Linked DNA regions of Mus musculus: region 1 is linked to region 2. A link is a loop called in an ENCODE intact Hi-C map of the cell type or tissue named here. Cell type or tissue: left cerebral cortex. All regions are shown on one strand.

Region 1 (8,000 bases), 130 kb after region 2:
TGTTCATTACCTGTTTCCTAAGCAGTTCCTGATATATGGGAGGTGTTATTACTGAATAAATGAATGTATTTAGATTGCAAAGCACTCCCAGAGTGAGCTGCAGGTTGAGACTTGAATGAAGAGGGTTGTATGACTGGCCACACTCTCTGTCTGTTTTGTTGTTTTTATGTCTTTAAAAGACAAGGTCTCTCTCCATATCCTTGGCTACTCACCATGCAGATAAGGCTATCCTGGAACTCAAAGAGATCTTCCTGCTTCAGCCTCCTAAGTGCTGGGATTATAGGTGTGCACCACCACACCTGGCTGGCTGGCCATGCTTAAATGCATTGGTTCCACAGACATTTAACTACACAGAGCTTGCAGAGAACTTCCTTGACCTCTTTTGAAGAACATGTCTGAAACATGGAAAAAAAAATGGTTCATTGCTCAACTGTGGGTCCGCTGGGTACTCATACAATTCTCCACTAATGCGGAATCTCGTGAAAAAAATCAGGATTGAGGCATTTTCTTCTTCTCCGCACCAGAGAACCTTGGCTGAGATGTGTAAACCCCAAGGCTGATGAGTGTCTATGGAGCACACCAGGCTCCGTGGGATAGTCAAGGCCACACACATGTCTCACGTGTGCAAGGCTATGAAGCAAGGCCAAGTGTGCAACAACTGTGCCTGGCGTGGAAACTTCTCACTTCTCTCCCAGAGATGATCAACCCTTGTATAATTATAATTTTTGTACTCTTTTAAAAAGCATTTTTTCAGGCTGACATCTCTCAGGTAATATAGATTCCCCCCACCCCCACCCCAGGATTGTCTGAGGAATTAGCTGAAGAACCAATAACAAAGCTATTGCCAGACAATGGGAACCCTCAAAGTCAAGAGTTTTGAAAGGATTTCAACTTCACTAACTGTCTTAGTTAGGGTTTTACTGTTGTGAACAAACACCATGACCAAGGCAACTCTAATACGGACAACCTTTAATTAGGACTGCCTTACAGGCTCAGAGGTTCAGTCCATTATCATCAAGGTAGGAGCAGGGCAGCATTTAGGCAGACATGGTACAGGAGGAGCTGAGAGTTCTACACCTTCATCTGAAGGCTGCTGGCAGAATACTAACTTCCAGGCAGCTAGGATGAGGCTCTTAAAGCCCACACCCACAGTGATACACCTACTCCAACAAGGCCACACCTACTCCAACAGGGCCACACCTACTCCAACAAGGCCACACCCACTCCAACAGGGCCACACCTACTCCAACAGGGCCACACCCACTCCAACAAGGCCACACCTACTCCAACAGGGCCACACCTACTCCAACAAGGCCACACCCACTCCAACAGGGCCACACCTTCTAATAGTGCCACTCTCTGGCCAAGCATACACAAACCATCTCAAGCATACAAACACTATCTCAAGTCCTTCTACTTCTATCCCACTACACCACAAATTTCCTGCTAACGTTTTCAAGGTTCTTTCCATCCCTATGCCATTTCTCTATGAGGAAATGGTAAAACCACGTCAAGGAAAACCTATCTTTGAAGAGCCCCCAAATAGCACATTACAGCCTGTGAGGCTCCAATAGAGCAATTTAAATGATACATATGCACCTCAGACATCATTTCCAAGGTTGCCATGGACTCAGGTCATCCAGTCACAACACAGAGATGAGAAGGATGCATTCAAGTCCCCACCCATGCTTAATGTTGCTCATGATTTACAACCTAAGTACTGTGTGCAGCCACACACGTATCACTAAGACGATCCCTTTATGAGTTATATCCATATTTATTTATTTATTTATGTTTTTGTTTTTTTGAGACAGGGTTATTTATTTATTTATTTATTTATTTATGTTTTTGGTTTTTGAGACAGGGTTTCTCTGTGTAGCCCTGGCTGTCCTGGAACTCACTTTGTAGACCAGGCTGGCCTGGAACTCAGAAATCCGCCTGCCTCTGCCTCCCAAGTGCTGGGATTAAAGGCATGCGCCACCACGCCCGGCCTATATCCACATTTATATGTCAGTATTTTTCTCTCATCTGCACCCTAGTGTGACTCAGTGGTGTTCCAAGGACAATTCTACTCACTATTATCAGGAGAGAGAGAGAGAGAGAGAGAGAGAGAGAGAGAGAGAGAACAAGCCCAGTGTATGCTTTTGACAAACGAACAGAGCTCCTTGGGGGGTGGCTTAGCATCTTTCAATAATTATGTTTCAATGCATCTTCCCTACCTTCAGCCAGGAGATACTTCCTACTTGAAGCCCCATTAATAGAATCACTTTCTCTCTGAACGTCTACAGGTCACAGGCTAGGATACACAGATGTTTTCTTTTTCATAAACCAGGAGAAGGCACTGTTCTGGAAAATAAAAAATGGAGGTCACAAGCTCCTGTAGGTGACCCCAAACCACAGTTATGGCTGGACTAACTAAGCAGGGTCTCCTAGTAGACTGGCCTCTGCCTACTTGGAGCCTAGCAAAACCTGCAAGAGCTGGAGCATGAAGTGGTACATGCTCAGACACACTGCCTGGGAAGGGAGGGGGTTGACATTGGGGTCTACCACCTGCCATGGCTAACATCTTGGCTTCCCAGCCCCCCGACACTCCTCACATTGGGCTCCCTCCTGTAGCATCATTCCGTAGGTCATGCTGGTAGACTGCTGTCATTTTTTTTTTACTACTGTCTATCCTGAATATTTCCCTACTCTTTGTCCAATTTCCCTGTCATCTAACCATCTCATTCCCCAAGTAACAGCCATACGTGAGTTCACATTTAAGCTCCAGCTCTTCACGTCTCTGTTGCTAATGATCAGTGCTGAGGAAAAACACCATGTCTCTTCTTGCCCTTGGTGGAATCGTGCACCATTTAGGAGGGGTCTCCTGTGAAACTCTGGTTGTTGGTGGAATAATGCACTACTTAGGAGGGGTCTCCTATGAAATGCTGGTTGTTCACCTCAGAGGCAGGCTCTAATGCTGGGGAGTCCTGAACGCATAACAACCTGGGAGGCACATCATCGACTCCAGACAGCCATTTGTGGAGTCCTAGTCACACCACTGAAGCTTTTGCGATGGTCTGTATAAGACAGAACATTCCCTAACTGCCTCAAATAATTGTGGAGTTGTGGAAGACATGGGTCCAAAGAAAGGCAAATGAAAACTCACAAATACTCAGAGTTACTCATCATCCTAAAATTGCAACATCGTTCACTAATAGGAAAACAGTGAGCTGTTCCTGAAGGCTTCCAGGAAGATCTAGCAAGCTTCAGCTGGGAGGCCTGGAAGAGGGTGACTCATTCATTCGCTTACCCTCACGATGCTCTGGTCTCTGCCTGCCCGCTGCTCTCAGGTATTTATCCTTTTCCATTTTTGTCCTCAGCATGGATTTTGATCTTTGCTAACTCGAACTTTTCTTTTCTTTTTGAGATAGGGTCTCATTCTGTTTTCCTGGCTGCCCCTATGTACACCAGGCTGGCCTCAAACTCGCTGAGATCCTCCTGCCTCTGCCTCCTAAGTACAGGGGAATTAAAGGCCTGGCGATTTTCTCGTTTGTAACTTCTACTTACTTAGAATTTCAGCCTTCACAGAGCATGTGCTGTCCTAGAGCCTCAGTGTATGATTTTGTTACATCTCTCTTAGATGCTAATGAGCAAATTCTAACATTTCTAACTCCAATGCTCTAAGAAGAGAAATCACGTAAATCAATTAATTGCCTTTCTTGTTATACAATTAAAACCTGGCTTTAGCCAAAAGTATTGTCGGTTATAGCAATAGAAATCAACTTGCCTAGTTTGTTTTAATGATCAGAGATGTCAACAAATGAATAGAAACAAGAAGCCAGAATTACACGTGAGAATCGGCAGAGAGGGGAGTCTCCTGCCATGACAACCGTGGGAGCTGTGACTTGGAACCCTTCTCTGGACAGGAGAATCACATGTCACTAACCATCACTTCCCCCTGTGGGTGCAGGACTCCTATTCTGGTGTAACTACCACCAGAGGGAGCTTTTCCTAGCAGCCCCTGCACCACCACCACCCAACTCTTGGCAAAATCTAAGCCATGAGCTCTCAGCCCAGCTCTTATGTGGTGAGAAGGAGAAAGAGTGCATGGTCTCCTAATCTTCATCAGTGAGAACTGGGTTCCACTTGGCACTGAGTCTCAAGCAGTGGGATTGTAGTAGGAGGGCAAGCTCCCCCCCCAAAAAAAATAACCCAGATGTCAATTACAGTAACTCTGATGTAGCTGTCCTTCTGTCACATGTCCCGCCCAAGCCAGCTGACTTGCTCAGGAAACAGAACATGGTTGCTCATTTATAGGGGTCCATGGATATGGAGGCCATCTTGGTTGGCCAAAACTATCACAACCAACATTGTTCAGGGGTTTCTTTCACATATACTGTGAAACATACATAAAAGCATGGCATTCAAATCATGTGTATATGGCATGTCTGTCTTTTTGGCCAAAGGATAAGCATTTTAGGGCATGTGTTTGTCTCTTTGGATCTTATGTCCTTAATTCCTGGAACATAGCAGATGCTCCCAAAATACCTCTTAGATTTAGTAAAACTTTAGACCAGCAATTTGTCTGTAACATCAGATGCCATAAAATTTTCCATGCTTTGTAGAACATCATGATATAAGCAACAACAACAAAAGCATATTGACACATCGTAAAATTGTTATGATCTATAATTTTCTTAGAGTTATTTTCTCAGACACTTTCAGAGAGCACCAATTTTTAAAATTGTGGCAGGTGAAATGAGAAGATTACTTGAAGACTGAAAGGTGGGATCCAGAGAGAGAAGGTAGGGATGGGGAGGTACAGAAAAGGGGGACAGAGTTGGAGAGCTGCAGGAGATGTAAGATGCCCACAATCGAGGGGAATATTAGTGAATGGACAGAGGACCTTTGAATGTTGCTTTAATGGTAGCAAGGAAGAAAAAAATGAAATTTTCAAAGCTTTTATTTTATGTGTATGAGTGTTTTGTCTGCATGTATGTATGTATACTACATGTGTGCAGTCCTCACAGAGGCCAGAAGAGAGGGTATCAAATGCCCTAGAATTACAGGTATAGGTGCAGGGAACTGAACCCAGGTCTTCTGTGATGACACAGTGCTCTTAGCCACTGAATCGTTTCTCCAGCCTGAGGTAATATTTGTAAACGTGCACTATATTCTGACCTCTAGCAAACTTACACTGGTACCACTTTGCACATGTGTGCCTTAACATTTTTGGCAACAATTTCATAAAGCAGACGCCATTCTATTCACTTGCTAGATCAAGGCTCCAAGAGTTTATATAGTTGAGTTGTATCACCAGCACACGCATTGTAAGTGTCAGTGTCGGGATTTCATGATTCTCTGTTATTCTAAGTTCCACATATTTTCTACACCCACTTCTCCCTTGATAAGACTGAATTGGGTGAAGGGGTTAGCTTTCACAGAAGCTATGTCTCTAGTGAAGGGGTTAGCTTTCCCAGAAGCCATGTCTCCTGAGACTGCTGGCAAATCTCCTTCTGGTGCTACCTTGTCATCATCTGAAGGCAGTCCCTGTAAGTAAACTGGATGTTTAACATTTCCTAGGTATTTGTCATGAATTAAAAGAAGAACATTGATTAACATATCACCCAACTATTCAGTTTTCACTACCTTCACTACAGATGTTTTATATCATTTAAATTAGGAGGTATAATTATTAATCAATTTTAAGTCAAAGAAAGGGGGTAAGGAAGAGTTATACACAATTGTTAAATATACAAAGGCCCTGAAATACACTAACATGTGTTCTCTAGACCATAGAGAATCCCCTGTTCCCCTTGGGTAGTGTTAGTAAATTGACTCTGATAATGACCTAATGACCTAACATCATGAGAGTCTACCTGATGTCAAATGTCCTAGCCCCAAAGCAAAGAGCTTAGTCAATCATTAACCATCTATAAAGACTGAGTGATGTTGCTCCAAAGTATATGTACATCTAGAACCTATGAATGTGTACTTGGGGGATGTCTGAAGTTCTAGTTAAGAATTTAAAACACTGTCTTGCTATTTTGGAGAGAAACTCTGAGCTAATACAGTCCTCCTCCTAAGAGAAGAGAAAAAGAAACAGAGAGAAGATGAAGATGGCTGGAGACTGGGATGATCCATTTGCCTACAGGCTGAGGGCCACAAAGGGAGCCAGGATCTAGGAGAAAGGCATGCAGCAACTCTCTTTGGGCTTCCACAAGGGACCAGGTGACATTTTGATGTTTCCCATTTTAAGCCATCTTGTCACTTCTTAAGTGACCACTTGTTATACAAGCCTCAGGAAACTATAATACTAACATAGTTTGGGGTGTGTAGATGAAAGCCTTATAAAATGGGCATCAAAGAAAACCAAGGAAAGTGCCCTACCTTGCCACCAAAGGTAAAATAGAGAAAAGAAACCAGCTTATGCCAATCTAAACAGAAAGCGCCAAGAGGACAACAATCCTCTTCCTTCTCTCTCTGAAACTCACGGGTCCTCTGCAGGGTTCTCAATGGAGACTCTGAACTAGAAATACATGGAACGTGGAAGAAGACTATGAAGCTGTGGCTAGAGATCTTAGATACAGAGATGTTTGAGGACAACTATCCTGAAGGCTGACAGCTTTAACTCTCCTCTTTGAATCCTGAGAGTTTCCCAAGTGCTGTGTAAGAAAAGGCAGCTGTCTCACGACAAGATTTCTGATGGCGTAGAGGATTTGTCTTTAGATGGTAAAACATTTCTCTATATTCCAACCTAATGTAATGGATATTGCTGCTCAGGAGGAAGAGAGGTGAAGATGCAAGATAGAATTTACTGAACAGTTAGCGAGCAGGGGACTGTTTGAGTCTGCTTTGCAAAACCTGGGGAGAAAGGGGGTTGACTTATAGGTTACAGTCCATCCTGAAGGAAAGTTGGGGTAGGAACTCAAACAAGACCCTGGAGGCCAAAACTGAAGCAGAAACCAGGAGGGAGCATTGGTTATTGGCTTGCTCCTGAGGGCTTGCTCAACCTGCCTTTTTAGACAGCCAAGGGTCACCTAATCAGGGTTAATGCTGCCCACAGTGGGCTGGGTCCTCTCACATCAATAACGGAGCAAGAAACTGTCCCCATAGACTTGCACATAGGCAGATCTGATGGAGGCACTTTCTCAATAGAGGCTCCTTTCTTTGGGTTACTCTGGTCTGTGTCACAATGACAAAGAAAGCAACAAGCATAGCGGTCAGTAGATGATGTAACTGAATTCATAGAAGTGGCAATGAGCAAATGGTTGAGGTTTACCAACCAGGCACTTGGGATGCTAAATCAGAAAGACCATCATTGTGAGATGGGCTTGGGCTACACAGTGGGTCAAAGACCAGCCTAGGTCATAGAGTGAGCCCTTATCTCAAAATCAAGCAAACAAAAAGTAGGTGAGCTCTGGAGTACAAATGTTTGGAGAGAAGCGTCTTTGAACTTGCTCTCTTGACAATACAGCTCATTCAGCTCCCCCTACATTTTTATTTTATTTTAAATGAGATGGAGTCTCAGACAAGGCTACCTTGGTCCTGGCTCCATAGCTAAAGATGGCCTTGAACTCTGTCTCCACCTTTAAAGTGTTGGGAGTACAAGTAAGTGCCACCATGCTGAGTTTATGTGGTGCTGGGAGTGGACTCCAAAGTCTCTAGCTGTTCGAGTGCTCCACCATCTGAGCTCCATGTTCAGTTCCACCACACGTCCCCCTCCCCCTCATCTTAAGTGAGGCACACGCATATCCACATAGAAAAGACTCACATGCCCAGGACAAGCAGAACAGAGACAGCATAGCTTTTATCACAACGGTGTCTCAGAGTTAGGCCCCATGCCTGTCTCTACCTGGAAAACCAATAAACGTGGACAGAAACAGTGTAATCCAGGAGCTAGGCACTGGTGAACAACGAGCTGTCACGAAGATTTAGGCAGCCCAGTGCTTTGTTGGTTCACTTTTAAGCCAAAAAATGGGGGGGGGGGGCGGTCCTCCGGGTGAAAATCCATCAAC
Region 2 (8,000 bases):
TCCGTTAGTACTTCCTGGAAGTGTCCTGACAGTTATGGGTGCAGCTAACTACTCTCTCATTGTATTTAAGGTTCTGTCCACAGGACGGGACTCCTGCTGTGGAGCTGTGGAGCTGTGGAGCTGTGGAGAAATGATCCTCTTTGCCTAGGCTCCATCTGTGAATCTGTGGGGACTCTGTACGGACTCCATCTGAGGAGCTGTGGGCATGTCATCTCCTACGGTAGAGTGACAACTCAACAATGTGGCTTATTTGGGGGAATCACTCATGCTCCTGTAAATAAGCTGAATAAACTCACCATTTCACCAAACTATGCCGATCTACCATTGGTGCCGTCTTGTGTAAGCTCCCTGGAGAAAAATAAGTTTGCACGATAAAACTAAGTACTGTGTAAGATATAAAGCATTTGATTTTTTTTGTTTAACACACACACTTGGTTCACATGGTTAGTTTAAAATCTGACCAGAAAACTATAATTTAATGTGGGAAACGGAAGCAGCACAAAAAGATCCAGAAAACACAAGCATGGCGAAGTGTGCCGAGAAGAAAGGGGAGCTAATGTAACAATAAAATTTCATTTGAAATAAGGCTTGGTCAGGTGACAGCTACTCAAAGAAGTGAATTTTAACATAAAAGGCATATCTTACTCAAAGGTCCCATTTAATTATTTCAGTTGATTTTTTCTTTTTCACTCATTCTTTCAGGATTTCCATGTATGTGGGGTCTTATTAAACCCTCTCCACCAATAGCGTGTGCTCTCTCTCTCTCAGGCTGTCTCCATCAACCTTTCTTATCTATGTGAAGGCAGCCTAATGACCATAGACATTTCTGTAGATGTCTTTGTAAACATCTTCCTTAGGTCCCGACTAGATTCTTAAGCTCCAATCCTAGGAATTGAGAAGTTTGAAAAGAAAGCTCACAGGAACAACCCCCCAGATCAAGAGGAACACATCAAGATTGTCCCCTCCCTTGGGAAACAATTAGCATCTCAGAAAATCCTTCAGCTGCTGCACCCACATGTCAAGAACTGGGGTTCCTTACTGCACATGTATGGTCGTGAGAGCAGCAAAATGGTCAAGCAGGAGACCTCTGACAAGAGTGTGATAGAGCTACAGCAGTATGCCAAGAAGAACAGGCCCAACCTTCACATCCTGAGCAAGCTACAAGAAGAGATGAAGAGGCTGGCTGCAGAGCGGGAGGAGACTCGGAAGAAACCCAAGATGTCAATTGTAGCATCTGCCCAGCCTGGTGGTGAGCCCTTGTGCACAGTCGATGTATGAGGTAGGCAGCATGGGCCAACAGTGCTACCCAGGAGAGACCATCAGCCACACATCATCACTCTGCAGCTCCAGGCCTCCAACCTAAGTTCCTTCCCTGTGGCAGGGTCTGGGCTCTGGCTCTGGCACATGGGGACAGCTGTGACAACACAGTACACATGCAAAGAAGCAGTTCTGGACAAGCTGCTCTCAATGTGACTGGATATACTCAAGGATCAGTCATAAGTTAACTGCGCAAGTGGAAGCTGATAGACAGCTGCAGATCCTGCTTGTATGTATCTGCTGCGGACCGTTTTTATGAAGGTTTTCATTAATTTTAGTACACTATATGCACTGACAAGAAGTAACACTTCGTTGATAGATGAGATGACCAGGTTTTATAGCTTTGGCTGGCCTATGTTGCCAGGTAGCCCCTTTGCTATGGTTCTTTCTGGTGGAGCCACTGAGACTTGGTCAGAAGATGCAGGTATCCTGTCCTGTAGTACTACCTGCTTTGTGTGTTTTGCATTTTCTTCTGGAAAAAGTTATAACAGATAGGAATATTTCAGGCTATTTTGGCTTAAAATAAAACAAAATTTTAGCACCAAAAAAAAAAAAAAATGTCCCCTCCCAAGCCTGTCAGTCTCTTGTCTGAACTTGTTACCAGGCTCCAGCTGAGACCTTAAGCCACACCCAGCAATCACAACAACGGTTTGGCTTTCTTGGGAGATTTCCAGGAAGTCGCGTAGGCATAGCCTGTCACCAGTCAGAGCACCTTGCAAAACAGCTCCTTTGGGCCTGGATGACTTATGAACATCTATGGCAGCAACCAAGATGTTCCCGCATCCTGTGTGTTGTCTCCATGTTTGAAGGCACGAGAATTGAGAATTAGAGGATGCAACATGTCATCCAGAACAAGGAAGCTTTGCGCTTCTGCATCCAGTATGGGTTGGTGAAACGCTTCGCAAAGCCCTCTCCACAAGATGGGCCACACTTTTCCTAGAATCTTCTGCGTCTAGTCGGTTGAGACAGTTCACATCTGCTAACCCCCTCTCTCGTGAACGCATCAATTAATAATACACTTAGGCAGGCTAACGACCTTTGCTTAAAGTTTGGATGGCCTTTGGAACTGCTTTTAGAATTTAGGGGTGGATTTTATTTCTAAGCAAAAGCAGTTACAGGATGTGTGTGTGTGTGTGTGTCTGTGCATGTATGCATATACACTCATATATACTGATATATGATGCATAGACATATACATCTGGTGCTCACATATATGTGAGTACACGTGTGTATATATTTTCAAAAAAAGTTAACCAATTATGTAAACTCAGTTTGCTGATTGCCTGTCACCTCTACAAGTGCCAGGGTTTCCATGATTCAAGAATTGCCTTGCCCTTTTAGAACCTTCTTTTTGGTTAAACTCCCACTCCCAGTCCTGGGACTCTCCTTTCACACGTGGCCGTGGCCGGGTCATCGGAGCAATGACCTCAGCTCAGAATCTCTCAACATCCAAGCCACAGAGGCTCCCCGCATTCCTTCCTCTTCCCCGCACCAGCGGTGCCCAAGGGGAAGACCTCTCACGGGTGGCTGGGGCACCTCGAGTTACATTACGGCCCCAAATCTCTCCCGGCTCCCTTTGCCACACTTCCGGCCCCTGACCACCCTGGAAGGCTAAGCTGTGGCACAGCCCTCCGCCGCCCAGGGTCGGGAGCCCGTGGGGCAGGCGTCCGAGAGAAGGAGATGGGGAAGGGGAGCGAGCCGCGCCCTCGGGCCGGCCAGGAGGGCGCCGCGGCCTCAGCCCGAGGACCCCGCGTCGCTCTCCCGAGCCAGGGTTCTCGGGAGCGGGCCGCGCAGGAGACGTTGGCGGGAGGGGTTCGTAGCTGTTGGGGGAACCGGCTCCTGGGGAACTGTCCCTTTCAGGGAGGCTACCGTGTGTAAGCCGCCGTCAGCCCTCCCTGGTGACATCGACCAGAGGGGTGCAAGTGGCGACGTGCGGTGCAGTGCGGTTCGGTGCGCCTGGCACGCCTGGCTTTGCGGTTCAGGAGCCCGGGGCTGCGCGGTTGGCCCCGCCCGGCAGCGCCCCGGGGGCCGAGCATCAGCGGGCAGAGCTGCAGGTGAGCGGTCGCCAGGACGATGAGGACCCGGGCGCACGCCCGCCGCGGTTGGCATGGAAGCGGCTCTGCTGGGCTCGGGGTGGCCGCTGATTGGCTGATTCAACAGACGCGGCTGGGTCGAAAGTCCTCAGTGGCGAGCGCACTAGCCGAGGCTGCTGGAACCGGCCCCCTGGAATCTCTCCTCTCCGGGTCCCCTCCCTCCGCGCACGGCCCCGCCCGCCCGGCCCCGGCCGGGGTGCGCTTGCTAATCGCCCAGACAGAGAAGAACCTGAGAAGCAGGGCCTGCTGTGGGTTCCCAAGCAGGTTTGGGGGCCTTACTTCTGGAGAGAAGCGCCTGCTTGTCACTTGGGAAGGGAACTCACCTTTTCCCAGCCAGGGATCTTGGATTTTGAATCAAATCTGGAAGGGGGCGAGGGAAGGAGGATCAGGAATCTTAGGTTCTGCTTCCCTCTGCCCTAAATCAATGTGGGCAGACAATCCTGGCGTGGAGTTTGGGCTCCATCCGGCTCTCTCTGCAACCTTTAGCCTGGGGTCATATTAAAGCCCATTCAGCCATTGTTTGGTTCTGAGTTGGTTGCTCTGATGCCTGAGCTGTCACTTGGGACCTTAATGTTTGTCGGGAAGTTGGGACATTGGTAGTGACTCTGGAGCTTGGCACTCCAGAGTTCTCTGCATTTCCGGGTCCCTAGGTTGAGAGGTAAACTAACTGTGTCTCCTCTTTCCTGGATAGCAGCAGGCTGTGGCTTACTAGGCAATGCATCGCCAGAGCTCCAAGAGTGGAGTCGCTCTGCCTCCAGTGGGCCAAGGTCCTGATGCTTGTCAAATGCTCAGCAGAGCTCAGCTTGGCCAGGATCCCCCACAGAGAACCGTGCTAGGGGTGTTGACTGAAAATGAGCAGTACAGGAGGACCTGTGGCCAGGTAATGACCCAGGAGCACCAGGAAATATGCCACGGAGAAGGCTTGCTGTGGCAGTATGCGTGTGTGTGTGTGTGTGTGTGTGTGTGTGTGTGTGTGTGTGTGTGTGCATGCACTCATGCACTTGTGCCTGCATGTCAAATACATGGAGAACGATGCCAAGGACAAAGAAGGCTTTCTATGATAGTGTGCATCTGTGTGCACGTGTGTGCACATGTGTGCATATGTGTATGTAGGAACTGTTTGGGTTAAGTGATTCAAGGGCTAGTCAGAAAGAATGAAATTACACTGTCCTATAGCCCTGGAGATGCTCTGAGCCGCCAGAAAGATGTTCAGTAGGAGCTAGGCTACCACGAATTAATCGGGGAGAGCTTGTGTTGTGTTCTGTGGCCGCACTGTGTGTACCAGGATACACCAGCTTACTTTATGAACTAGAGGTTGGTATTAGAGCACACATCTCTACCACTACAGACCAGGAATGGTCACTGAGGTATTTGCTTACTTGTCTGCTTCAAATTGACTAAAGGATTTTCCCTTGAAGACAGATATTCAGACATTTAAGAGAAGAAATCTGAATCTACAACAATGATTTTTTTTTTGAGATAGAAAATAAAATCTCCCTTGATCCTGCTGCTAGATAATGATGATGATGCTTCACCTCTATTACAAGTCTATGGAATCCAGTGCTTACAAGAGTCCAGTCCGGAAGTACAAAGTGTGGTAGAGGCCCATTCAGAGGCCCTCTCATCTGCTGCCTTCGAGTCCACTGCCTTTTGTTGGGCTTTGATCCACTGTGATCCTTTTAATGTTTTGGGTCAAGTTAAGTGAAAGTAATTTAAATAGAACTTGATTAGCAATGTTCAGTTCTTTAAACATATAATCTAAGACCTGAATTTATGAATTAGAACCAGTGTCTGTACTAAATGACCTTGTTTCACATTCACACCTGTGCTGCCTGGAGCCACTGCTTGGTGGCCCCTCTACACTCCACCATGCCCTCTGCTGCCTCATTCCCATTCTTTTTTTTTTTTTTTTTCATTTATCTGTTTGCATTTTGGTTTTAAAATCATTTGATTTCCTTATTACTGTGTATGGGCAAGCGAACATGCATGCTGTCTGTCTGTGAGCACACGTTGTCACAGCATTCATGTGGAGGTCAAAGGGCAGGTTTGAAAGCCCCCTTTCTCCTTCCAGGTCTTGAACTCAGGTCACTGGGCTTGGCAGCAAGTGTCTTTACCCTGAAGTCATCTTGGTGCCTTACCCCTTAATCTTCTATGACTCCCGTTCCTTCAGAATGAGGAGTAACATGATGCCTGATTCCTCGGAAGCATGCCATAGCCCGAACCTTCTGTCTTTCTCCCCTCTCTGGGAAGTAGCAGGAGTCTGGTACAAGCTGGCCTTGACCTGATTTGTAGCTCCAAATGACCTCAAATTCCGGAGCCTCCTTCCCCTGCTTTCCCAGTGCTGGCACTGCAGGTTTGTTCACTTTGGGTTAGCATTACCCTAAATGCTCCCCTGTGCCATTCCTGCCCTGTTCTGTGACTGCTGTGCCCCAGCTCTTGCACCTGTAATGAAACACCTCATGGCCTCTTGGCTTCCAAGGTGACTCTCCAACAACGTCTCTTTCTCCAATTTCCCTTCTCTTTGGGGTCAGACCCAAACATGCACAGATGTGTGGGAATCACTTCCCACCTTCAAACTCATCCAGCCACACAGCTCTGTGCAGCTACTGCCCCAGCTACACCAAGATTTCTTGGAAATCAGAGAGCTCAATAGGATGTGCACTCCACCAAGGTGACAATGTGGGATGGCACCTCTGTGGCATTCCTATTGTCTATAAGAGTGATGTACCTGGCCAAAGGAGCACAGTTTGTTGACTGGATGCTCTCTGTTTCTGGGTCTTCTCTTGTTCAGTTTTTTTTTCTCTTTCTTGATATATTGGCACCTTTCACATAATTGACCTTTCTTCCTCTTTTGAAATCATTTCTTCTTGCTCAGTTTGGAGAACAGTTCTCTCTCTAGATATGTTGTACTGCACATTGCCTCTCCTCAGTGCCTTGTTCATGGCACACAGACACACACACACATACATACATACATACATACATACATACATACATACATACATGCATACATACACACACATATACACAGAGATAGAGAGGCACCTAGAAGATCCCCCAGCAAGTGTTTGTAAATACATACATACATACATACACACACACAGAGAGAGAGAGAGAGAGAGAGAGAGAGAGAGAGAGAGAGAGAAGAGAGAGAAACTCAACCTCAGTAGTAGCATGAGTCATATGAGTCATAGCTGGTTGTAACTTGTCTCTTGGGATTTTTTTCCCCTAACATTTTTATCACAAATTGTTTTTCTTAGTGAGTGTAAGTTTAACTTGCTCAGTGGAAAGTAAATTCACGGAGTGACATAGGAACTGGAAAGTGGCGTCCAATAAATACCAAGATAAGTACAAGCAAAATGTTCACAGTGGATGACGATGGTGTCTGTAGGAGCCAAGGCCCAGCTTAAGGCTGCCCTGGCTCACCTGGCTTCCATGCACGTCTCTCTCCTAAGGCTGCCAGTTGCGAGTGTTCACTACGACAGGGCCACCATTGTTCCCATTCTTGCTGTAAGAATAAAGAAAAGCAATGACTTGAGAAAAGTTCTCCAAGAGTGAGGATGTTGTTGTGCAAACAGATTTTCATACCATGTGAGAGCACTTCTGTAGCATAGAGTTCTGAAGTCATGAAGTTTTCTTGGGAAGGAAATGGAAACTTTTCAGGCACCTGCAATGCAGAGTTAGGTATTCAAGCAGAGGACTAGAGGCATTCAACTGCTGGGTATAAAGGACGCTGCGGAGTTCTTACAAAACACTGCGATGTTCTAGATGGAAAGGGCAAATTGCAATTTTCCTCTTGCACATTGTAACTAATCAGCTTTCTAAGTGCAGCCCAGCTCTTTTTTGCTTTTAGAGTCATGAATTCTCTTTAATACCCATGTAAGGAAGATGATGAATCTTAAGCAGAACTCTTCCCATAGGACAGATGTGAACAAAATGAAAGGGGAAGTTATATTCTCAGGCATTCCATATTTGGAATTAGATGGCCAGCTTAGATATTCCTATTTGGAATTTGCTCTCACTTTCCCAAGCTACTGGTTTGAGCCACATGGACTCATATTCCTCATGGTAGATGGTGCTGTACAGGAGGTGCAACCTTTTTTGTTTTGTTTTTAAGGAGATCACAGCAATCAGATGTTTTTCTGGATCAGAAAATGTCTTCCCTGCGGCTGGAAAGAAAGTGCTCTCTGACCATGGGGTCAATGAACCAGCCAAACGTGGGTTTGATATCTATATGGATGATCCTGAACAGGGGGACAGAGATACCTGCTCGGGGAAAGAGGGCATCATATTTGAGGATGTGTATGAAGTCGACACCAGCATGCTCAAGTCAGATCTCCACTTCCTGCTGGATTTCAACACAGGTAATCTGGCTCCCTTAGGGCTGCCAGTGCCCTGTGCTCACAGCCTCCTGCCGTGTTCCAGTCCAGTAGCTGGCATCGGAGACATGAAGTGATGACTGTTCTCAGCTTCCTGTGCGGGTGAGTGCCTGTGATGAGCCTGTAATGAAATGACTTACCTGGCCACATTGTACCTCTGCAGTTTCCCCAATGCTGGTTGACCCCACCACCCATGCCCAGTCAGAGGAAG

Evidence for each region. Peaks named below come from ENCODE experiments on the same cell type or tissue, not always from the same donor. Only the 100,000 strongest peaks of a DNase experiment are listed, where the experiment ranks them.
Region 1: a loop joins it to region 2, with 2.4 times the contacts of the local background. A loop is called at or near these places in 10 of 42 quality-filtered maps.

Annotation. Positions count from the first base shown.
Region 1 is chr3:54,916,598-54,924,597 of GRCm38, reverse strand. It overlaps Gm31358 (a long non-coding RNA gene), which reads right to left. Exons shown (of 4, transcript XR_375676.2): 2 at 2,220-2,346. Among named protein-coding and RNA genes, the nearest start is that of Gm31358, 4.6 kb to the right of the region's middle. In left cerebral cortex, a CTCF peak has its summit at 3,973 (motif pointing right); a DNase peak (open chromatin) is centred at 3,984.
Region 2 is chr3:55,050,623-55,058,622 of GRCm38, reverse strand. Ccna1 (cyclin A1) reads left to right here and starts at 3,568. Exons shown (of 9, transcript NM_007628.3): 1 at 3,568-3,658; 2 at 4,105-4,290; 3 at 7,528-7,774; 4 at 7,953-8,000. The coding sequence starts at 4,126. It overlaps 4931419H13Rik (RIKEN cDNA 4931419H13 gene), which reads right to left and starts at 3,381. Exons shown (of 8, transcript NR_040593.1): 1 at 3,187-3,381; 2 at 297-348. In left cerebral cortex, no CTCF peak of the experiment used is centred here; DNase peaks (open chromatin) are centred at 2,154 and 3,473; H3K4me3 peaks cover 1,151 bases; H3K27ac peaks cover 607 bases.